Regions from separate parts of the Mus musculus genome. Here region 2 is linked to region 1. A link is a loop called in an ENCODE intact Hi-C map of the cell type or tissue named here. Cell type or tissue: gastrocnemius. All regions are shown on one strand. Links, peaks and the distances in the headings refer to the core of each region. The heading gives the core; the rest is flanking DNA. Region 1 overlaps Trio (triple functional domain (PTPRF interacting)). Region 2 overlaps Otulinl (OTU deubiquitinase with linear linkage specificity like).

The links. Hi-C counts contacts between places; a loop is a spot of excess contacts. Peaks named below come from ENCODE experiments on the same cell type or tissue, not always from the same donor. Only the 100,000 strongest peaks of a DNase experiment are listed, where the experiment ranks them.
Region 2: a loop joins it to region 1, with 4 times the contacts of the local background. A loop is called at or near these places in 10 of 42 quality-filtered maps.

Annotation. Positions count from the first base shown.
Region 1 is chr15:27,817,424-27,829,862 of GRCm38, forward strand. It overlaps Trio (triple functional domain (PTPRF interacting)), which reads right to left. Exons shown (of 57, transcript NM_001081302.1): 28 at 10,843-10,935; 29 at 8,240-8,351; 30 at 6,558-6,748; 31 at 3,917-4,018; 32 at 1,477-1,619; 33 at 641-740. Among named protein-coding and RNA genes, the nearest start is that of Otulinl, 140 kb to the left of the region's middle. In gastrocnemius, for the core only: a CTCF peak has its summit at 6,395 (motif pointing left); a DNase peak (open chromatin) is centred at 6,372; H3K27ac peaks cover 1,478 bases.
Region 2 is chr15:27,650,990-27,662,790 of GRCm38, forward strand. It overlaps Otulinl (OTU deubiquitinase with linear linkage specificity like), which reads right to left. Exons shown (of 8, transcript NM_001242423.1): 5 at 11,350-11,499; 6 at 8,901-9,029; 7 at 7,056-7,325; 8 at 4,082-6,082. The coding sequence ends at 5,909. Among named protein-coding and RNA genes, the nearest start is that of Otulinl, 25 kb to the right of the region's middle. In gastrocnemius, for the core only: a CTCF peak has its summit at 8,765 (motif pointing right); a DNase peak (open chromatin) is centred at 8,767; H3K4me3 peaks cover 283 bases.

The DNA.
Region 1 (12,439 bases), core at 2,352-10,351:
GACGCATGTCTCCTGACTTTGACACAGGACTTTTTCTGGCTACCACACAAACCCAGGATTAGCAAGCTGCACTGCCTAGCAGTTTATTCTAATGGCCTTTAGATTCCACAAGAAGAATCCAGAGACATGTGCGCCGTTTTTGAAAGAGGCACACCTGCATAAATGCCCCAGACAAAAGATAGATCTGTCTTTCAGTGGTCATCGCTGTCAAAGCCAAAGCCAAGCCCAGTGATCTATAACTTTCTGTGCTCTGTGTACCTCGAATTCTAAGGGGAAATTTTGGGGCCCACATTGGAGAATGTTAGACACCTACCTCAGACAAGCTCCGCATTTATAGGTGGGGTTCTGGGGAAAAGTTATGTTAAATAATAGATTCTTTGGCTTACAGGTACATTTTAAATAAAGTATATACTGTCTTCCAAGCCTATGACTTGGAAACCATGTGACTGACAGAGACAGTGGGCAGGAAGAGTGGACACATTTCTTCTGGGCTCTCAGCAATAGTCTTGCTCTAACCTCTAAGTCTCTGCCCTGCCATGAAACCTGACACCACTCCTAGAACCTGATACTTGTCTTTAGATGCTAAGGACATTGATTGAATATACATTGACTGGAAGGGGCAGTGCCGTTCGCAGCTTACCTTATCACTGTCCAGTGTGTTCTGAGATGTCCTGGAGGCGATGGAAATGGTGTCGGGCTGGCTGCTGCCATCCCCTTGGCTGTCCAGGTCTTCTCCATCCCTAGTGGAACACAGAAACACTCAGTTCCCAGCACTGCAAGCTGGTAGAGGCCACCATTTCCTGGCTGAATGAGACCCATGCTGGCTACAGCTGCTCCTACAACCAGCTCCTACACATGCGACCAAGCCACTCTGGTGGCTTTTTTTCAGAGCTGTTTATTTTATTGTGTGGATGACTCTTTCTCTTGGACGACTGAGTGAGCACCATCTACAAGCCTGCCGCACACAGACATCAGAAGTTATCATATCCCCAGGAACTGAAAAGTTAAAGATGGCTGTGAGCCACCATATGGGTGCTGGGGACAGCACCCATGCCTTCTGCAAGAGGAACAAGTGCTCTTAACCACTGAGCCACCTCTGCAGCCTCGTGCCATTCTGTGCTGAGTGCAGTTTTTGGCTTGGCAATCTGGTAAGTGCCCAACATATTTTTCCCACTGAATTCTCAACATAGTAAACTCCCCCAACCCGGGTTCATTTCCACTTGAGAAATGAAAAACAAAACAAAACCAAAACAAAATGAAAAACAAAACAAAAACGAATGCTTCGATGTTTTGGGTTGCATGGGGGAAAGAAGAGAGAAAGAAGAGGTCTTTGTTTGCTTTTAGCCAGGGGAGCTTCTTGTCTCCCTAAAGCAGTGCATCTAAGCCACACAGGCTCCAGGTATTTGAGGAAAACAGTGTAATGTCGTGTGTCCCCTCCCTTACAGGTAAGCACTCTTGGGAGCCCACCACACTCACCTCCTCCCCTTCTGCCTTGCTGCCGGAGCTGTTTTGGGGATGTGAATGGGCTCCTTCAGGGCTCCTCTCAGGTGCACCGTCCTCTCCTGGATCACCTCACGGATGTGCTTGATCCAGTCCTGCTTGTTCTCGATACTGGATGCCTGTGCAGGGAGGAGAGCCATCAGGACAGTGTCCTTCCCACAGCCTATGCCCAGCGCAGACTGGCTTCTCCTGCTCCCCGGCTTCCCCACCTCCCAAAGAACTCCCAGAAAAGCAACCGCACCTCACTTAATTTACTATCAAGCAAATGACTCTAATTTTACATTTTTTTCATTAAAACCATAAAAAAAAAAAAAAACGTGATTACAGATCTCTTGATACTCTGGTAATCGATCGTCATTCTTCAGTACCAAGAGCTGTTAAGTGACCCTGGGAGCGGGGTTATAAAAACAGGTCCACTAGCAGTCTGAAACCTCAGTGAGGTCGCTGAAGTATAAGCTGTGTTTTGGTCAGTGTCAAGGAAACCCTCAGCAGGGATGTGGACGAGCCCTTGCCCGCTGCTTGTCCCTGGACTGCTAGGGTGACCACTGCTGGCCTCCTCCACTGCCAGCTGAGGCACCTCACATGGCATAGCCTACTCAGCCCACAGGAACTCCACAAAGGAGGCCTGTAGGGGTGGGTAACACTGGACATATGCCCAAGGCCACAAAGGCACACATGGGCAGTCATTTGTGGGCCCACCTCAGCCGCATAGCAATTTTAGGAACATATTCCCTTGAAATGTCATGGGTAGATGGAGAAGCCCTCTGGTGGTGCTAATACCATTTTCTAATTTCCAGCTGAAAACCATTGACCTCCTCTGACATGGACATCACGGTCATGAGGTTGTCCACGGGGCACGGAGGAAATCACCACGAGGGATGGCAATGCTGCGCTTCCCCCCCATCCCCCCACCAGAATCTTGTTTCTGGAAATGCCAAGCCATGGTCCACTCTGGGAAGAGTCTGAGCCAGATGCTCTTTCTACATAAGCCGTGTTGAATGTTCTTCAGTTACTTAGAGTAAAGGGGGAACTTTGAAAATCTCACGTCTATCAGAATGTACAGGCCGGACACAAGGGTGGAGATAAAACAATGAAGGATCTGAAAAGGACACTCAGTGCAGCCTGGAGATCATCAAGGAAAACCGTGGCCATGCTGCAGAAATAAAGAAAACTGCCCTGCAAAATGACTATTCCATCGATGGCGAGTAACTCAAAAGCACACACTTTATAGAGACAGTGTCAAACAAATGGGTCCATTCAGTAAACGGGGTAACTAGTATACTCAGGGAACGTCAAACTGTGAAAGGACTCAGAGACAGTTTTCCCTCCTGCCTTAGCAAACAAAGACAGTCATTGTGTGCTGGAACCACGAGGCCACCACCACAGTGGCCGTCCCTTCTGTCACCGTCACCATTGAGGACCTTGAGGACTTGTGTCTATATCCTCAGCAATTGTACCACCATAAAGACCCTCACTGCGATGGACACCACTGTCTCCACCTTTACTGTCACCAGCGTCAGCGTCATCACACCCTTACAACGCAACCATCTACACCACCATTTCTACTAACCACAACATCAGCAACAAAATCTACACCACCACCTCCCTCTTCATCCCCATGCAATACCACCACCTCAAAGCCATCAAGATCAAAGTACAGGCCACTGCCATTTGACCCTCCTTGTAAGGTGAAAGGTATTATCCAAACGCCTCTAATTATATTGAAATGTTTTAGTTTTGAATATATTTTAACAACCTTAAACTATAGAAAAATTTAAATGATCTAAAATGTACTTGTTGGTACACTTAATATTTTATGTGGTTTTTATGTCAGTCCTAACTAACAAGGGTCCCCAGTTGGGCCGTATGCATTCACTGGAAACAATCCATTGTGACCACAGGAGCAAAGATCTTAGAAACATCGTGGCTTCCATGTGGTCCCTTGGCTGTGAAAGAGTGCTGCTCAGATGAGCAACTCAGTTTCTGGAAATACTAAAGCAAGACTAGAAGACTCGCAAAGGAGATGCAGTAAGTCCAGTCATCCACCAGCATCTCACCACACTCGGGCTCCTTTCAACAGCTTGCAGATCATGAGCATCCCTAAACCATCTCTGGTATTTCCAGACAGACCAAGAAGACAGCATCTGAGTTTTCTAAAATATCGATGAGGTTATCGCATGAGACACCTTTAGAGTTCTTTGCAGTTCCTAGGAAGAGTCAGTATACTAAAAACAGTTTAAATTAAAAGTGAATGAGAGAGAGAGAGAGAGAGAGAGAGAGATTGATTTTTGGCTTCACCAATTCCATCAGAGAACAAAAAAGTCAAATAAAATGACCTGCAATCAGCAAGAAAAGCAGCTTACATCACCACAATAAACGTTCACACTGTAAGCCAATAAGCTGTAAATTGACGTACCTTAAGGACAATTTTATTATCTGAAGTTGGCGTCCTCCCCACCCACAGTGCAAATTTGCAAGGATCTCCTTCAACGTGTTCTGTGACACCCAACTCTGAGGTCTGCATAAAACACAATTAGATAATTAGACAACGGTACGATTTTGGTAGGAGTAGACATGGAAAGAGGACAGCCTCTGGTGGTTGGTGGCCATGTGAAACACTTAGTCCAGTGCTTCTTAATCTATGGATTACAACCACCCCCTTGGAGGTCAGATAACTCCTTCATAGGGGTCGCCTAAGAACACTGGAAAACAGATATTTACATTAAAATTCATAATAGTAGCAAAAATACAGCTATGAGGTAGCACCATGAATACTTTTGTGGTTGGGGTCACCACAGTGTGAGGAGCTGCACGAAAGGGTCGGGTCAGTAGAAGGTTGAGAGCCTTAGGAGGTAGGAGGAAAGCCGGGGTGGACACGCGCGGGACACACTGTTCCCACCCTGAGTACTTCTGGAGATTGCAATGCAGCTTCATCAGCAGGATGTGCTGAGGAAACAGCCCAACCTTAGACACAAGCACGGGCTTTTCCTAGTCCAGAGAGGCTCCCACAACAGACTCTGAGCATACCTTGACAGAGGGCAAAAGGGCTAAACTCTGACTTCATCTACATCCTTAACTTTTAGTATTTCATCATGAAAACCCTGCCTGTGGACATATCCACAACAGGGCATCCTCCCCCCATGATGGAATCCGCCCCATGCCTCTCCCTCCAGCAACGGAAGTGACTCACAGGTTGGAACTGCAGAGGCAGCCTTGGTAGGAATCTTATTTTTTTTAAAATATAAATTAAACTAAGATGTATCAGTTTTTAAAACACACAAGCTTGCCTCCAAGGTCAGATTAAAGCCAGCAGTAAAGTGGCTGCTGGCCAGGATGCACTTATTAATTTCCAGCTGGACAGTGACCTATCTGACGTAAGGCCACAGTGATCCAAATGATAATCACAACCAGGGGACCGGCCAAAGATGGTGGACTGAAAACCGTTACCAGGAATTTTCAGATTCCAGATTATTATTTAAAAAGTTTCTACGCTTGGGAGTCTCTATTCTTTGGAGAGTTTGATTGACACACAAAAATCCCCAAAATTTGTAACATTAAGTCACCTGACTATTAGATACCGAATAATATTTTAAAGAGAGCTGACAGAGAGAGATCTGTGTGGCACTCTGGTTCCTTTATGATGGTAAGCTTGCCTTTATGTTCACTGGTTCTCTCTGCCCAACTCTGCCCAGCAACCCAGTGCTGGCAGCCCTCTGAGCAATAGCCTTGAGAAAGGTCAAAGTGCAGGGGATAAGAGTTTGTCCTGGCTTGGCTTCCAGAAAGCAGGCATGGGCTGGACCCAGCCAGGGCTGGCTAATGAGGAATGGTAGCACAATAGTTCTGGGTGTGCGCCTCTCCCCAGAAACACAATGACGAGCCAAAATATATCGCTAGAACACTCCAAAGGCCTCTGCATGGGCAGGGCTGGGGAGTCTTTCAAATGCTATTTTTGATTACATATTTTTCTGTGATAATGCCATTTTGCTATTATCAAATTTTCAAAAATTTGTTCTTACATTTACTTTGCATAAATTAATTTCTAATGGAGAATAATTAAATCTTCGTTATTATGGATCTGTAGTGAGCGCAGCAAGTAAGGGAGCTTACATACGTTTTGATGTCTGTACTGGCTGGTTTTGTGTCAGCTTGACACAGGCTGGAGTTAGTTATCACAGAGAAAGGAGCTTCAGTTGAGGAAATGCCTCCATGAGCTCCAACTGTAAGGCATTTTCTCACTTAGTGATCAAGGGGGAAGGGCCCAGCCCATTGTGGGTGGTACCATCCTTGGGCTGGGAGTTCTGGGTTCTATAAGAAAAAAAACTGAGCAAGCCAGGGGAAGCAAGCCAGTAAGCAGCATCCCTCCATGGCCTCTGCATCAGCTCCTGTCTCCAAGTTCCTGCCCTGTGTGAGTTCCTGTCCTGACTTCCTTTGGTGATGAACAGCAATCTGGAAGTATAAGCTGAATAAACTCTTTCCTCCTCAATTTGCTTCTTGGTCATGATGTTTGTACAGGAATAGAAACCCTGACTAAGACAATGTTATGAATTAAAAAAATTAAATTGATATGAATCCTTGCTTAGGGTAGGACATCATCTATTTACACAGCAGCAGTTTTCAACCTGTGTGAGGGTTGCTCCTCCCACTGGGGTCACGTATTAGATATCCTGTATCTATATTTACATTATGATTCATAATAGTAGCAAAATTAGTTATGAAGTAGCAACAACAATGGTTCTATGTTTGGGGATCACCGCAGGAACTGTATTGGAGGGTCCCAGCATCAGGAAGGTAGAGAGCCACTGCCCTACAGTGTTTCTCCATCCTGCAGTGAGCAGCTATGGGCTCTAAGAACAGAATCCCCAAGCCCCAAGAGTATCAGTGTGCCCTCTAGTGGACTTGGCTTGCAGAGAAATTAGCTGATGAAGAGGAAATCACAATTCAGATTCACATTTCTGAGCATTTTAGGAGGAAGCTATAGGCAGCAGGCAGGAGGTTTCTGTCCTACAGGAAGGCTGCAGCTGCGGTCTGTGGACTCGAGCTCTGGACGCCATACTTACAAACAGCTTGCTTTTGTACAGGTACTTGCTTCTCCCGCTGGAGTCTTTCACTTCTTTACTAAACACCAAGGACATTTCAAAAAGGAAGAGATGCCGTTCTCGACCCTTCCGAATTAAGGTTTTCGGGTCCCACACTTGGAAGGACTCCTGCAGGATGAGCTCTCCCTGAGACTCAATGTTTTCGTCAAACCCTGCAACATGAAGCAAAAGCAGACCCGACTCAGAAGGCAGCACTGCCGGCTCGCCTGCAAATGCTTTCAACGTGGCTCCACGCTCACCACCCGCCCTCCTAACAAGGGAGAGCTCTTCCTAAAATACTACTTTGCATGTATTTCCCCAAGTTCAAACATTTTCAGGGGTTCCTCATAACTTCCTTCTCTACTTTCCACTCCTATCTGTTGGCTCCCAACATGAGATCTGGTTTAAGTCCCATCTGCTTGTCACTGAATCACGCACGGCCTTTGCTCAGGCGATCACTCCCCCTGACCAGAGTGCCTCCAGTGTACTGCGCACCCCAGCCTCTGATTCTTTTCCTCTGTTGCTGAAATGCCCCTCTCAGACTCTGTTCAGGCCCCAGCCTGGTGGAGCCAACTTTACTAACCCATTTTCTGGGAGTCTGGAATCCTCTGCACGTGGATCTGCCTAGACCGGGCACATGGTGGCCTCCCTGACTATTCTTTCCTTACAATGTGGCCACCAGGACTTAGCAAAGTGGCTCCTGGGTGGAAGCTGCTCTCTCCCTTCTTTTCTGTCTCTTTACTATAAACTTCCACTGAGCCATCTTATGTAAGTTCATCACTCGCCTGTCCCTTCACAGTGAGGAAGAGCTAGGCATCCTAACCCTGGGCAAATGAGAAAATGAATGTATACAGCTAGTAGGGTTCCCTACCCACAGGCTCTTGTACTTGCTGTGAGGTGGAATATGAATGTGGTCCTGCAGGACCTATTCAAGTAGGAAAATACATAGGACAGAAATGAGCCAGAACATAGCCCTTCCCTCTGATGACATCATGAAGAACAGAGGAAGAACAACGAGGATTGCTGGATCTCTGAGTCTCTATTACAGAGTGGCATTGAGTCCTGACTAATAAATTTCTTGATGGTACCAATGACCTGGCATAAACTAGCAAAAGCATTTGGGATGGGCCCTTTGCATTGCTAACCTCGGCAGTGCAGAGGCAGCTTTACTAAATAGAAACATTCGTGCAAACTGGAATTACTACAATCCCTGTTGGATACATTTGTCTCATTTCTGTTCACCATGTTACACACTACATTCAACTGCTTCAGCAGACAACTGAGTTGTGCAAACATCTAGCAATGGCTATGGAAATGGGGAAGTAACAAGATCTTCTATATCCTCGGGTCTATAACCAGTGCGTTCATTCATCATTTACACCTCTGTTAGCAGGAAACCCAGGCAGCATTAAACAAGACTTAAGTGCTCCTGGAGTGTACAATGGCACTGCTGTTACCAAGTCCAGAAAGTGATAGTCGATTCACACAGCATCAGTGATGGTGCTGTGATAGTCGATTCACACAGCGTCAGTGATGGTGCTGTGATAGTTGACTCACACACAGCATCAGTGATGGCGGTGTGATAGTTGACTCACACAGCATCAGCGACAGTGCTGTGCACAGAGGGGGGAGGGGGACGCCTCGGGCGCGGTGTGTCCGGTTACCTTCCAGCATGCTGAGGTGCATGGCATCATTGGCTCGCTTGGGCACGCTGAGCATCACCTCCAGGCCATCTTTGATCTCCCCCTTTCCTTCCTCACAGCATGTGAGCAGCTCCTGGAGAAGATCAACACCGTGAACTCGCAAAGGACTGCAAAACGCTCTGCCAGCCACACCTCAGCAGAATCCATGAGAGCTCACGGTGCTCAGGAAACAAACAAAAAGGGAATCACTCAGGTTCACATAGGCAACAGTGTCTGATCTACTTGAATGAGGACCTGGAGGAAGTCAGATCCCGTCGCCGTTCTGAAAGAAGTTGTTATGCCTTGCCAACCACATCTCCAAAATGAGAAAATAAATGTTACTGGTTTGTAAGGAATATGGAATTGTGACAAGTGACAGCCATCCACAGTCTACCTGCCCTGCTAATCCCACAATGTCGGGGGCTGGCTGGACCCTGAATCAGAATAGCAACACAACACAGACCACTCCTCTGTGCAGGCTCCTTAGGGAGGTACTAGCTACAAGCTACCACACATCTCCAGGGTATCTATGTGTGTCATGCTACTTCCTGACTTCCTGGAAGCTCCTCAGCTCCCCCGTGAGTAGGACAGCAGGAAACACAAGCTTACATCCTGATGGGTCTCTCTCAGGTATTCCTTCATGGGTGCCAGACCGTTCTTGGTCACAGTGACAACAATCTTGTGTATATGATTCCCAAGGGGTTCAGAGCAGTGTGGTCATCAGCTTGGGGGAGGGGGAACTAGAGCAGTGGTTCTCAACCTGTAGATAGCATCCCTTCAGCAAACCCCTATCTCCAAAAATATTTACATTATGATTCATAACAGTAGCAAAATTACAGTTTTGAAGTAGCAATGCAAATTTTCTGGTTGCGGGGGGGGGGGGGTCACTGAAACATGACAAACTGTATTAAAGGGTCACAGGCATTAGGAAAGTTGAGAACCCCTGGTCTAGAGAACTCAGTCATCTGATGGGCACCTTCATGTTTGATCAGATGTGTATGCTTCTGAGGAGCTGGGCAGAAACTGCCTTACAAGTACAATGTGCCTCAACTCCCTCCGTGCAGACTGCCTTCCCACTGGGGAGGTCTGATGGAGTTTACTACTGTTCCCAGCAGAGTTTCTGGGGAAAATGAGAAAGATTTACAAGTAGAAGTGTAATCTTAGTGGACACAGAAGCTGAGAACAAAGCCTTGAGTTCTGAGGGCAACAAGGGACAACGGTGAGACAAGGCACTTGTGCAGACTTAGGAAGCAAAGGGGACAAGACCTGAATGCAAACCAGCAAAACCCAGCCTCCCAGCTTACGCCATGCTCACAGACAGCAGCAGCAGATTTGTGTAGTGATGGCTATCTAGTCACTGAGTAAGACTGTCATACAGAAGTACAGGAGAGGAGGTGCGGTGTGGCTTGGTGGTAGAGTGCTCACCCAACTTGTGTGAGGCCCTGGTTTGATCCCTGGCACTGCACTGTGTGTAAAGGAGGTGGGGGTTGTGGTAGTAGGGTTTTCGAGATAGAAAGGTCTCTTGATAGTACACATCTGTATAAAAGAACACAGCCATGTTTTACAGTTGCTAGGTCTCTCTTACTGAGAGAGCTTTAGACACCCTTAAGCTTCAGTGTCCTACTGCACGCCCAGGGCAGCAGCTGACAGAGCTGGGATTAGTGGACAGTCTACACGCTAATGTTTCAGCGCGTCCTTCACCGGCAGAGGAAATATAGTACCTTTGCCAGACAAAAGTTGTAAATGACTCTTAATGCAGCAAGCAAACATGCATTAACGACATAACGCATCTGTGGTAAGTTTGTTCCCCTTTCTACTGTTGAAAATAATCAGACTTAAATTTTTGCAAGGGCAATTTTAGATCTACTTAATTGCAACAAAAAGCAGAAGCCCTTGGGATCAGTAGGGACATGGTCTATAAAATGGCTAGCAGCCATAGGGAGCGGCATGAGGGCAGAGTGTTCCGGAGTCCATGGAAAACCTGCGCATCAGCCAGGTATGGGTTCAATGCTGGCACATATCAGCAATGATTCTGAGCATTTTTGTGACGCAGGGCAGATAGTCTCCAGACTTTCCAATCAGCGCTGCTGCGGGTTAAACATGTACAGGTGCTGTGTCGGGGTCTCAGCACCAGAGTCTGAGGATGCTAAAGGTCCAAGAGCCAGGAACTTATTTCTCAGTCAAATACCATTCTACATTGCAGACAAGGGCCAGCCAGTTCCTTCAGGGTACAACTAGGGGATATGATCTTAGGTATCTGCTTCAATAAGAAGCTGGACAGGCCAAGAAATGTCAGTGAAGGAAGCCACAGACACATGTGCACAGGGGATACATATCAACACAGGATGTGATGTTGCCGATGGTAGATGGAAACCACAGACACATGTGCCCAGGGGATACATATCAACACAGGATGTGATGTTGCCGATGGTAGATGGAAACCACAGACACATGTGCACAGGGGATACATATCAGCACAGGATGTGATGTTGCCGATGGTAGATGGAAACCACAGACACATGTGCCCAGGGGATACATATCAACACAGGGTGTGATGTTGCAGATGGACAATGTTTCATACACACCTTTAAAAGGAGCTGATACTTTGTTATCCGCTGAACTGGTTTGATCAGGTAGGAAGAGATGGAATTGGCTAAGCCATGCCGCTGCTGGATCTCCTATATTTAAATAAAACAAAAAAAAAAAAAAAAAGGGAAGCTTTATCATAGGGTCATTACTGTTAAACATGGGCACAGTACCACATTAATGACAAGTGTTTGTTTCTGATGAAATAATAAGCCCTCTCTTCTTAAAGCATGTGAAAATATCAGCACAAACTTCTCCAAGTCTACAGGTTTACTTTGCAGGGGACTTAGCAGAACACCAACAGAAGAGGGGATACAGATCCACAGTATGTCTGGTGTGTGCCCCTCTCCTGCAATAACACTGCTTACAAGCCTAGGCTGCGCTTAGCGTCTTCATAGGAAGGCAAGGAGCCCAGCCACGCAGTTCAGCGCTGCATACTGCTCATCAGTGAATAGCAGAGCACGTGAAGGGTGTTCTGTAATGCCTGTTACCATGGAAAGATATAACTGAAGGGTGGGCACAAGATGCCCAAAGGATGGAGGACAGTATAATCAAAAACCCCCTTAAAAATCAAAGTAACCTTACAATGCACACCCAAGGCGAGTGACTATGAAACTTGCCAGGTATGCTTCCTTTATTCCTTAAAGTTCTTTAAACACACAGGGCTTTTGAAAGTTAGACTCTATTTATTTATTTGGGGGCCAAACACATGACTAAGCACCTGTGTGAAGGCCAGAGAACAACTTGTGGGGTTGGTGTTCTCCTTTAATCGTGAGCCATCTTGTTAGCTTAACAAGGTTTTTAAAACCAAGTTTTGGCTACACAGACATTCTTGCTGCGTAGGCTTTCTATTCTATAGCCTGCATGTGGCTACGGTGCTGTAGGGCATGTGAAATATTAGAAGGAAAAGACAGCATCAGGCAAGGGATCGCTACAGACTGAGTGCCCCCTGAGAACACAGCTGGAGCGGGGCTATCCACAGCTGGAGAGAGGCCTTCCACAGGCAGGTCCCCACCCAAAGCAGAAAGTGTAAAGTTTACTCCAGCTTCCAGACTTTCCCAGGAGAGATTATCTCAATTGAACGTGTACAACTATAAAGGCAGAAAGTTAAGTCCAATATTTCTATGGCCTTGTGCACCAAGGGTACACAGTACCTTTCTCCAGCCACAATCTGCCACCTATTAGACTAGTTCTGAAACCAAGGATACATTTAGTAATATTGTGCATCTTTCCCCACCCCCCACTATACAAGCAACATATCTTTGGAAAAAGAGATAGCCCATACTAAGTCTACTCAAGCATATAATTGAACATCTTCTTGATTGGGCAGGCAAATTGGCAGGGCTTTACTGATAGATCTCTTTGGGAAATTCACAAGATTAATAAGTGTATTTCTTTTATACATGAACTTGTATATAAAATTAATGACTAGACATAAAGAATGACAAATATGTCGATGTTAAAGATCTAAGGGTCTTATAGATATGTGACTTCTAATAGTTAAATAAAACATATAAGAAATCCCAAAATAGGGGTTGGTGGGGTGGCTCAGCGGGTCAAGGCACCTGCTCTAAGGCCTTATGACCCAAGTTTCAT
Region 2 (11,801 bases), core at 3,802-11,801, 160 kb before region 1:
CATTTTTCTTATCCATTCTTCAGTTGAGAGACATCCATGTTGTTTCCAGTTTCAGGCTATCTCAAATAAAGCTGCTATGATCAGAGTTAGCAATTGCCTTTGTGGTAGGATAGAGGATCCTTTGGGTATATTCCTAAGAGTGGTATAGCTGGGTCCTCAGGAGAATTGATTGCCAATTTTCTGAGGAACTGCCATATTGATTTCCATAGTGCCTGTAGCCCTTTTCACCCCCAGGAGCAATGGAGGAGGGTTCCCTTGTTCCGCATCTTTGCCAGCATGGCTGTCACTTATGGTTTTGATCTTAGCCATTCTGACAGGTGTAAGATGGAATCTCAAAGTAGCTTTGATTTGCAGTTCCCTGCTGGCTAAGGATGTTGAACATTCCTTTTAGTGTTTGTCAGACATTTGGGGTTCCTCAGTTGAGAATTCTCTGTTTAGATCTGTCACCCATTTTAAAATTAGATTATTTGGGTTTTTTGTTTGTTTGTTTTGAGATCTAGTTTCTTGAGTTCTTTATATATTTCAGACATCAGTGCTCTGTCAGATGTGGGGTAGGTGAGAATCTATTCCCATTCTATAGGCTGCCATTTTGTCCTTTTGCCTTACAGAAGGCTTTCAGTTTCATGTGGCCCTATTTATTTATCTTAGTGCCTGTGCTAATGATGCTCTAATCAGGAAATTGTCACCTACACCAATTCGTTCAAGGCTATTCCCTCCTTTCTCTACTATCACTATCAGGTTCAGCATATTTTAGTCTTATGTTGAGGTCTTTAACCCCGTTGGACATGAACTGTGTGCATGGGGGATAAATATGGATCTATTTGCATTCTTTTACATGCAGCCATCCAGTTATATCAGGACAACCCTTACAGAATATCTTCCTCGTTAAAAAGGTGTATGTGTATATGTAGCTTGCTCTTTAGGTAGGCCTTAAACAACTGGAGCAGGGGCTGTCCCAAAAGCTGTTGCCTGTCTGTGGAATATGTTCTTCTGACTGGGCTGCCTTGTCTGGCCTCAGTGGGAGAGGATACACCTAGTCCCACAGAGACTTGATGTGCCAGGGTGAGGGGATACTCATGGGGACCCCCACTTGCTCAGAGGATAAGGGGAGGGAGATGGGAGGAAGGATTGTGGGAGAGGATGACCAGGAGTGGGGCAGAGAGCAACACGAAAAGTGAATAAGAAAAAAATTAAATAAATAAATGAAGTAAAAGGTGGGTGTATGTAAAATCAATACATTTTCTTGACAAAGAATAGATTGTGAAAATACAAACTTAAATTCTGGAACATAAAGCAGCCTCAAGCTCCTGTTTTGTTTTGTTCTTCACTTTCACTTTTAAATAAGAAATTGTGTGTGTGTGTGTGTGTGTGTGTGTGTGTGTGTAGAGAGAGAGGCAAGCAGGCTCAGTATAGTCAAAAGGCAAAGCACAGAGGCATGTCTCTTTTGTGGGGTACAGATCATCTTAGCCTCAAATACACGTATTTTACCATCAGTCTACTAAGAATTTTCTTTCATTTGGTATTCACAAATTATGTTATGAAATACTGTCACTGCTTTGTCACAAACCATTCAAAGCAATGGCAATGGCAGTATTATGTGCATACATGTTTATGTGTGTGTTTGTACATTTTGTGTGTGTGTGTGTGTGTGTGTGTGTGTGTGTGTGTGTGTGCAATTGGAGCCCAGAGGTCTATGTCAGGAATCTTTCTGAAGAGTCCTTCCTCTTGTCTCTCTAGAAAGAATCTCAAGTTTAACCTGGAACACACTGATTCAGCTAACCTGGATGCTCAACAAGTCTCAGGGATTTCCCTTCCTCTGCTCCCAGAGCTAAGATTACATGTGTGCACAGTCACACAGGGCTCTTTTTTAATGTAGGTGCTAAGGATTGAGTTCAAGTCCTCAGGTCTTCAGAGCAAGCACTGTACTGATGGCACCACTTCATGAGCCCTGAATCTATTCCTACAGCCTGTTAATGAACTCTTTAACAGTAACTGACGGAGTAGACATTTGGAAAAATTCAAGGATGCTAAAGATGATCTTTCACACCATGAAAAACTAGAAAGACAACCCATCAAATGGTAGGAAAAAAGTCTCTGTCCGGTAAGGAAGGTGTATCCAGCCTATGTTAATAACCTTTTCAACTTAACAATGAAAAAAACAAGTATTTTAAAGTGAATAAAGGGGTTGAATGGACATCTCACCACAAAAATAAGAAATGGCCAATAAATACAAGAATAGGTGCTCAAAACCATAGTCATTAGAGAAATTAGAGAAATGAAACTAAATTAAAATCAAGATGATGTACGTTTACACTTGTTAGGTCATAGGCATAGATTTTCACAATCTACTTTAGCCTATCACCCACCAGAAGTAATAGAAACGTTATTAAGATACAAGGAAAGTAGACAGGTTTAGAAATAGTTCTTTGGAGCCATGCCAATCTTCATTGTTTTCAGTCTAGTCCACCAGCAAACGCCACACACAAACCAGCAATGGCAGTTCAATCCAAAAGAAACCACGAAACTCTCCCATCAGCCTGAGTCCATGGAAGCCGCAAGAAGCTGCAGGAACCTCACGAGAAGGTCCCTGGCGAGTTTCGCTCTATGAAGTCACCACAGACAGAGCTCAGAAATGCAATGTAAGGTGAACCCACACATGCGGGTCATCAGCAAAGACTGGCAAGGTGGAGCAATGAGAACTAATGCTTGAGCTCCACAGTCTGGGAGGTCATATTTCTCTTCCTTATAAACATCACGCATCCTTTCACATGGTTGCTATAGTAACACATCCCTTCACCTGTGTCTGCTTCAGCAAAACATCATTATAACCTAGCTAAGTCACCAGAAGTTTCTACCTTATACTCCCCTCTGTTTAAAAACTGCCCTTTTCTCTAATATTAAAAGTCTACACACAATATTAGGTCGTTTAAATTTAGGAAGACAGTCACAAATACTGGTGTCTGTTCTAGATTCCTTTCTGTTGCTGTGGTTAAAAGACAAAACAAAACAAAACAAAACAAAACAAATGAAAAACACACCTACATCAAAAGCAGCACAGGGGAGGACAGGGTTCATCTGGGTAATAATTCCAGGTGACAGCGTATCACTTCAGGGAAGTCCGGAGGTGGGAGCTTAAGAGAGCTATGTCACATCACATCCACAGTCAAGAGTGGAAAGGAACAAACGCACCTGCCACCGGCTCTATCTGCTCCATGGCTTTGTTCTCGTTTGCACATGTATTTCAGGGCCTGACCAAGGAAAAGTGTAGCCTACCCTGGACTGGGGCTTCAGACACTAACTTCCGTCGACACAATTCCCCATAGACGCGCCTACAGGCCAACTCTTCTGGGTGATTCACCAACTGTCCCTTTCCGCATACAACTGGGGTTATCGATTGTGCCACGCTGAGAGTTGAAAGTAACCAGCGGAGTGGGGATGCGAACAAATGGAAGCCCTCATCCTCTCTGATGGAAAACCAGAAGGATGTATAGGAACAGTATTTTGGGAAAGTCTTTGAAAGTTCCTCTGAGTGATAAAAGCATCATATAACCTGACAGTTCTACTTCTGCGCACAGACTTTGGAATGTTGAAAATAATGTACACGAGAAATTACACATGGATGCTCATGGAAGCACTTAAAATAACAACCGAACAGCAGAAACAGCCCAACTGCCCACCGGCTGCTGAGTAGAGGAGCAACATGCGCTATGTTAACACAACAGAGCTGTCAGTGGTGAGGGCCTGGTTCATATCTGTGCAAATACAATCCTTGAAATATGATTTGTGAAACCAGTCATGAAAAGCCACACTGAATGATTCTCCCTACATAAAATATCCCAAATAGACAAATCTGCATAGGTAGTTCTATGCTTGCCAGAGGATAAGGGATATATATATATACACATGTATACGAATAATTATTTTTGGTTTTGTAAAATATGACCTAAAATTGATAGAAATCAGTCAAAAGCTTTATGAGTTCACTAAAGACTACTGAATTATACATTTCACAAAAATGCAAGCTACCACTAAAGCAAGCCATTCTTAAATCCCAATTCTTAAGAAAGAAGAAGCAATATCTATAAAATAATAATTTTTATTACTAGCGCTGCCATTGGAAACAGAAACCTGGAAGAAAACCTGGTTCACAGTTTCAGGGCATCCTTGAACATCTGTGGCATCGCCTTTTCAGCACCACGGACAGGTCCCGGGCCACAGCCATCCTCTCGGAACAGGCATGTGACTGGCTAACTGAAACCTGTTGAAGTTTTCCAAAAATGATGATTTTATTATAGTTTTGTTCTTCTTAGAATTTCCACATGACATGGAAGCCCTGGCTGACTTACTATGTACATTTTTTGAGCACCTTCCTAGGAAACACAATATCTGCTATACTAGCTCATTCATGGATTTAACAACTATATGCCAGGTTTCCACTTAAACAACCATCTTGTTTCCTCTAATTGGGATCATTTTCTCATCCAAAACTTTTTGAGTGATTGCATACACATGATAAAGTATGACAACTTACGGAATAACGTCATCACTTATCATCGGCGAAGTGTTTTCATTGCTGAATTCTTGAACAAGTCAATGGAAAACTTATTTCCTTCTGGAAATGTTCTGTGAGAGTAGAAATCCAGGCAAGTATCCTGTACTCAAGGCTCACGATTAATTCAACGGAAACCCTTTATAGCCAGATGAGATTCTTGAGCATGCTTCAGATCACACACAGAATGGACCAGTTTATAAAGGACATGAACAGGATTGCCAGCTGCGCATGCAGTCCTTTATCTTCTGAGGTTTGGTTTCTCTTCCATCTTTACAGGCTTTCATCACACCAGGGCCACCTGTAGACCAAGTGCATGGACTCCTGTTGTGGGGACCCCCAACCATAAAGTTATTCCCTTGCTACTTCATAACTCTAATATCGCTAATCTTAGGAATTGTAATAAACATCTGATATGTAGGATATCTGATAAGGGAACCCCTAAGGGGGTCCAGACCCACAGGTTGAGAACCACAGCTCTAGGAATACGGGTTTGAATTTAAGCCTGTACTTGTCATGTTTTGTTTAGGGGTCGAGGAGGTGACACAAATTCTCTTTAATCAATGTCTTCTGGGATTCTGGGGCAATGACGCAAACACATCTGTATCTGGAATTTTACTAAGCTAATCACAAGATTCTATTCATTAAATGGATTTGTAAATATAGATTAAATTAAAGCATAGCTTAATATTTTTATGGCAGCTCAAAAATTATACAGTTGCCCAAATCCATACAATTTATCTTCTTTTATTTAAATAAATTGATTTAAGCTGGACAGATACAAGAATACCAAAAGCTGTAGACATATAAAGAAACTGTACAATATTACAAACCAGAGGTTGTTTGCGGTGTATGCGCATATACAAATACATACATTTGTGTGTCTATAATACACACAAATGTACATAAACACACACAGTATTTTAACATTAATCAGGCTGTTCTGGATAATTAGTAAACAACAAAGACCCCCTCCCCCCAGGAGGGTAATGCTTGTAAAACTTGGCCCTGTTTATTTACGATTGTTCCAAATCCACAGAGAGATTCTTACTGAAGAACATGAAGATCCGAGATAAAACAATCCCCACTGCTCAGGTTGTGTCCCTTCCAATTTTTGTCCATATTAAGTTTCCCTTCGTCTTAAAGACCCAACCCAGAGGATCCCTCAATGGCAAAGTCAGTGCACAGATGTGTGCTGCATTGGAGAACCTCACTCAAACAGAAGGCGAACCACCCGTCTCTCTCCACCCATCTCGATGCCCTCCTTGGCTGAAGCACCACTGTGGGTCTTTTAGAAGTGCTTTTCTGCACGTGTGCCCACTGTCTCTGAGAAGAACTGATGTCCAGTCCACGGCAGACTTAAAAGACGGGAATGTGGTAGTGGTGGCCATTCTCAGTCAGTAGGGAGATCTCTGGCCACTCCCTGAGAGGCTCCTCGGGGTAGCAGACTGCAAAGTCTCTGGAGTTAAACTTGAACAGTCGAAACACTTTTATCTTTACTTGAAGAGAATACCCGAGTATAAACATGTCAATCTGGGGGAGAGACGAAGGCAACGTCACAGACAGGTATTTATCCGTTCCCACAGTGATGGCGCTAGCCGCACTTTATAAGATGACCCACTCTGTGTCAGGCTCACCTGGACAGCAAGTGAGCACGACTTAGGGACAAGTACCCACGGTGTGGAAGCAGGGCAGGACCATGACTAGCAAGAAGTCAGGAGAAAACTGTGCAGAAACAGAAAGGAACACTCAAGCCAGGGGCAGTGGCTCACAGCTGTAATCTAAGCTAAAGCAAGAGGAGGCCAGCCTGGGCTACAGAGTGAGTTACAGATCAACCTTGGGCTATAAAGTGAGACTTTATCTCAGAGGGGAAAAGAAAAGGAAAGGAGGGGGGAAAAGAGGGGGAAGGGGAAGGGGAGGGGGAAGGAAAAGGGAGAAGGGAAGTGAAGACAGAAAAAGAGGAGAAAGGAAAGGAAAAGAAAAAGATGAGAGGAGGGGAAGAAAGGAGAGGGGAGGGGAAGGGAAGAGATGGGGGAGGAGAAGAGGGGAGGAGACTAGGAGGGAGGAGAGAGTGTTCACTATTAAGAACTGCATTTCTTTCCAACCAATTTATCTCTTGGTAAATATGTCATCCAATTCACCACTTCTTTTGTACAGAAAACAGGCGTAAACAGAAGACTTGTGTCATTCTCTGATCTTAAAGCTGTTGCTTTTCTCTGTGACCGGTAAGTACATGCCTTCCAGCAACGATCTGGCTTTCTGAGTGGCCACTGTGGTCACAAGGATCTATGAAGCAGCGTTCTCTGGTGCAAGGATGCTTGGACTCACAAGGGCATGGCACCCAGAAAGGAGCCTTGTTATTTTTCTTTCACACATGGAGGGCCAGCAATTTTAGCTAGCCACCTCTGTGCAGGTGTTTTCATCAATGCTAAGCATATACCCTAAAGGCCATGGGTTCAAGTACTTCCGAGTCACCCTTGGATCACACACCATGAGTCCTACTCACCTGATCCAAACCACAAGTGTCGCCTATGGAATTCAGGTGATTCATCATGAAGCTCAAAGGATCCGGCGATGACTCCCGGGAAAACAGGAGTCTGAAAAGGCTGGGGATAACCTTGTTGGTCTTCATTTGCTCATACGCTTCCGTGACCTGGTAGAGCATGAGGAACTTCAAAGCTTCGTACAGTTTACACTCCAGGATGGCGTCGGAGAAGAGGCTGTTACACATGCTCCCTCTCTTGTGGTGATCTCTCATCCCACTAAACTCAGTCCACTACAAACACAGGAAGAAGTGTGAACTGAGACGTGTGAACTGGGATGTGTGAACTGGGACGTGTAAACTGGGAAGTGTGAATTGGTAAGTGTAAACTGGGAAGTGTAAACTGGGAAGTGTGAATTGGTAAGTGTAAACTGGTAAGTGTGAACTGGGACGTGTGAACTGGTAAGTGTGAACTGGTAAGTATGAACCGGGACATGTAAACTGGGAAGTGTGAACTGGGACATGTGAACTGGGGAGTGTAAACTGGGATGTGTGAATTGGGAAGTGTGAATTGGTAAGTGTGAACTGGGGCGTGTGAACTGGGAAGTGTGAATTGAGAAGATCACACAGCAACATATGAACCACTAATCAAATAAGCCAAACAGGAGGGCAGGATTTTATACAGTTACATTTTCATGCCTGCATTTTGGGACTATTGCATTCTTTTTAATCATGAGTACACCACAGTGGGCTGAATGTTCACCTGCCTCCTCAAACTTATAGGTCAAACATCTTAGTCCAGGGAGACAGCATTAGGAGGTGAGGCCTGTATTGGAGGAGGTATTGGCTTCTGTGGGTAGAGTCCTCACAAGTGGGACTGGTGGCTTTCTAAGAGGAAGCCCAGTGATTGCTGGTTCTCCTCCTGTTATGTGATGACAAAACAAACAAAACCAAAACGCTGTCCACCTGTCTATAAACTAGAAAGAGGGCCATCACCGAATGTCACTGCCTGTTGGACTCCTGGTCTCAGACATCCAACCTTTACAATTGCAAGAAATAATCATTGCTTGTTTAAGTCATCCAGTCTACAGCATCTCATAAGAGAAGCACGAGTTACTAGCCTAATGCACAAATGCATATAATTATCTATATAAAAAATAAAATAAAGTCAGTTTCCCCAAGACACACCATTACTGTGTAAACTATCAAACATGTCGGTTCTCTAAAACTGCTTGGGGCCATCGGGTCGTCCAAGGACTATGCCAGTGTAGAACCATGCAAGAGAGGGTGTGGCTGGCTGGCTCTCTGCAGAGCACCTATGTGGGTTAACTCACACCCTCGTGATAATCATCCAGGGTATAGACTACTCAGTTCTTCAGCAAGAAGAGAGCCATGGCTCAGAAAGGCATTTCCCCCCAGATAAGCCAGACAGAGAGAGGTAAGCAAACCATACTTTCCATCACTTGGAGCCTGATTATTACTAAAAGTCAGGCAGAGCTGTTAGTCTACTTATTATACCCGCACCAACCCCGCATGCGCAGGGGGCATTGCTTGCAGGAGGGCATTTCTGAGGTTTGGACATTGTACCATATTGGAAACCAAATTCCCTCACGGGTCAGGTTTCCAGCAAAGCTATGGAAGCTTCTACCCCACAACTGGCAAATCCATCACAGAGCAAGGACACTGGCTCCGCCTTGCTACTTGGAGGAGAAAGCAAGCTTCCACCAGCAGGGGGCGCTCTGCATTGTTTCATTTCCCTAACGCACCGGATACGCCCCAAGTTACAGGGAACCCGCTGCAGTTGAGACATGGATGCTTCTATTCCAGTAGGTGGGGTTTTTCTTGTTTTGTGTTTCCCTAAACGCTCACCTGCAGTTTCAGTAACTCCACACATTTCCGTAACTTTCCAAACACATTGGAACCTGTGTACTTCTCAGGCCCGAAACTGTACTGCTGGATCCAGTTACAGCCTTGAGAAAAGAGTAGTTTTTCAGGAAGCTTGAAAAAGAAGTAGATGCCGACAAATGATTAGTGTCTCAGCACTTAGCACGCACGATTTGGAATGCCACGGCACATGGTCTTATCTCGTGGAGCAACCCTCGGAGAGACAACAATGTCAGTTAAGTAAAAAGCACGAGGCCATCTTTGCTTTAGATTTGTGGATTAAGTGATTTTTTTTTTTTTTTAGATTATATTCTAGAAAAGATGGAAACCTAGGATTTTGCCCAAAGGAGCAATCCTTTTGTATAAAATGCTGCATGCCCTTGGCATATTGCTTTAGAAACTATGTAACTAAATGGTGTTAAGAAAGCAGGGCATACCAAGCAGCTGCTGTCTTAGCAGAGACGCTGTTGCCTTCCAGACCCGGTTGTCCCTCAAAGGCCGAGAAAGGACTTAGCCAGCATTTCCTATTCCTTTACCCTTTAGCCTCATTTCCACTAGAAACGAGCAACTATACCATTCATTTCACAGAGTTCCAGGTCAAATTCTGGAAGGTGCAAAGATTAGACTTCGGTGTCTGTAAGAACCAAGTCCACTCTGCACAGCTGGTGCCTTACTGCACAGCTTCAGCAGCGGAAACCTGGGTTTTCTGTAACACTCTTTATTTGAGTTAACTAGAGGTAGGGCTAGCATACTACATATATTCCACAAGTATCTGCTATCAAATAGAATGACAGAGAACAATTTTAAACAGAAGACACCAAGGAGACAGACCGTGAGGCCATATACATGAGTGCTACCTCTTTGTTGCTCTGCCATCTTAAATTGGGCATGCTGCAATCAAAACATAATTCAAGTTGCTAATCAAGACAATGTGACTGGGGCTGGACAGCTGTCTCAGTCATTAGGTAGGGTTCCAGAGGACCAGGCTCAGTTCCCTGCACCCACACAGTGGCTCACAACTGTCTGTAACTCCAGTTCCAGGGGGACCCATTGCTCTTTTCTTGTCACATAGTGCATGTACATCCATGCAAGCAAAACAGCCATATAATAAGATAAATAAAAGAGAGAACACACTGCCATAACTGATTAAGAAAAATGATAAAAGACCTGAGACCAAGAGAAGACATCTGCAAATCACATATCCAATGAAGCACTCATATTCAAGACATATACAGAATTTCCAAAACAGCAATTGGAAAATGATCCAACAGAGACAGACAAAGGTCTCAAATGGGTAATTTTCCAAGACGATGATATGGATGGCAAATAGGTACACAAGAGATACTCAACATCTGTTCATTAAAAGCCAAGTGAGGGCCTGCGAGATGGCTCAGTGAACAATGGGGCTTGCTGTGCAAACTTGATGACCCAAGTTCAATCCTGGGAACCCATGCAGAGGTGGAAGGAAAGAACCAGGTTCGTGGAGCTGTCCTCTGTCTTCCACATGCACTAAGGCATGTGCCCCTCCCCCACCCACACAAACAAAATATACCTATTAGAATGGCCACAAACAAATAAATCCAACAATTCTAACTGCTGGTGACCAGGTGGGGCGACTATAACCCTTACACTATACTGGCGGAATGGCAAAAAAAAAAAAAAAAAAAAAAAAAAAAAAAAAAAGGCCAAGCAGGTTTAGAGATCAATGTGGCAGTTTCTCTAAAGTTAAGCACATACCTCCCACATAACCAGGAAGCTAGCTCCTGGGCATTTGCCTAGAAGAAACAGACAATGTACCTATAAAATCCTGTGCTAGACTATCCTTAACAGCCCGATACATTGTTGCCAAGCACAGGAAACAATCCAGATGCCCTTGGACTGAGAGTAAGCTGTGTTCTGCTCATATAAAGGACTATCATCTCAGAGCAGAGAGATGACTTCAGAACTCTGCCAGCAGCACGGGGAAGTACGCATGCGCCCTGCTCTGGGAAGGAAACCATATTCAACAGGCTGTGTTAGAGGAGCCCACTCATCTGGCCATGGAGGCAGCAAACCTGTGGGCACAGAAACTGAATCAGGGATTGTGGGACCAGAGGACTTGGGAGGTCTTGGGGGGACTGACCGCAGAGGTACATGAGAAAACCTTTGGTGTGGCAATTGTACGCTCTTTGCATTTGTTAGTAAACATTTATGTTAGAGTAAAATGTTTCTATAAGTAAAAAGTCCTTCCTTGTGAAGGACTGACACTTCTCAGGAAATCTGAGAACATTGAAAATGGACAGAATTGGGAATGCCAGCATGCTGAGACCTGCAGTGACCTGGGAGAGGGAACCAGTTAAATGACCAGAGCTCCTCACCATGGGACCCCTCTGAGCACAGAGCTAGCCAGACAGGACGACCCCGCTATGACCATGTTCCCAGTGGGGAGTTGTACCTTAACGATGTCTTTTTCCTTCATCCATGATGGGAAGGAGAGGCCTTGGCTGAAGATCTGGAACAACACAGATCTGAGAGCATCGTAGTTATCTCTCTTGACTGCTCGAACACATTTAATATGGTGCCTCCAGAACAATTCCTCATAGGCCTGTCAGCAAGAAGGATGCTTTGCATGAACGCCTACTGTGTGCCATGCTAGGGACAGCGAGCTCGGGGAGCTCTGGGTTTCAGTGTTCACACTGGAAAAAAATGTATCTCCAGTGCACTGTGGATCCCAAGACACCCGAGTAAGTGGAGCACTGTAATTACTGTATGTGGTTTTATTTTTTAAGAAAGCCTTTTGTTTTAACTTTTTTTCAAGATTTATTTTTAAATTGTGTGTGTGTGTGTGTGTGTGTGTGTGTGTATGTGTGTGTATAGGAGGAAGGTTTTTACATGCATGTAAGTACC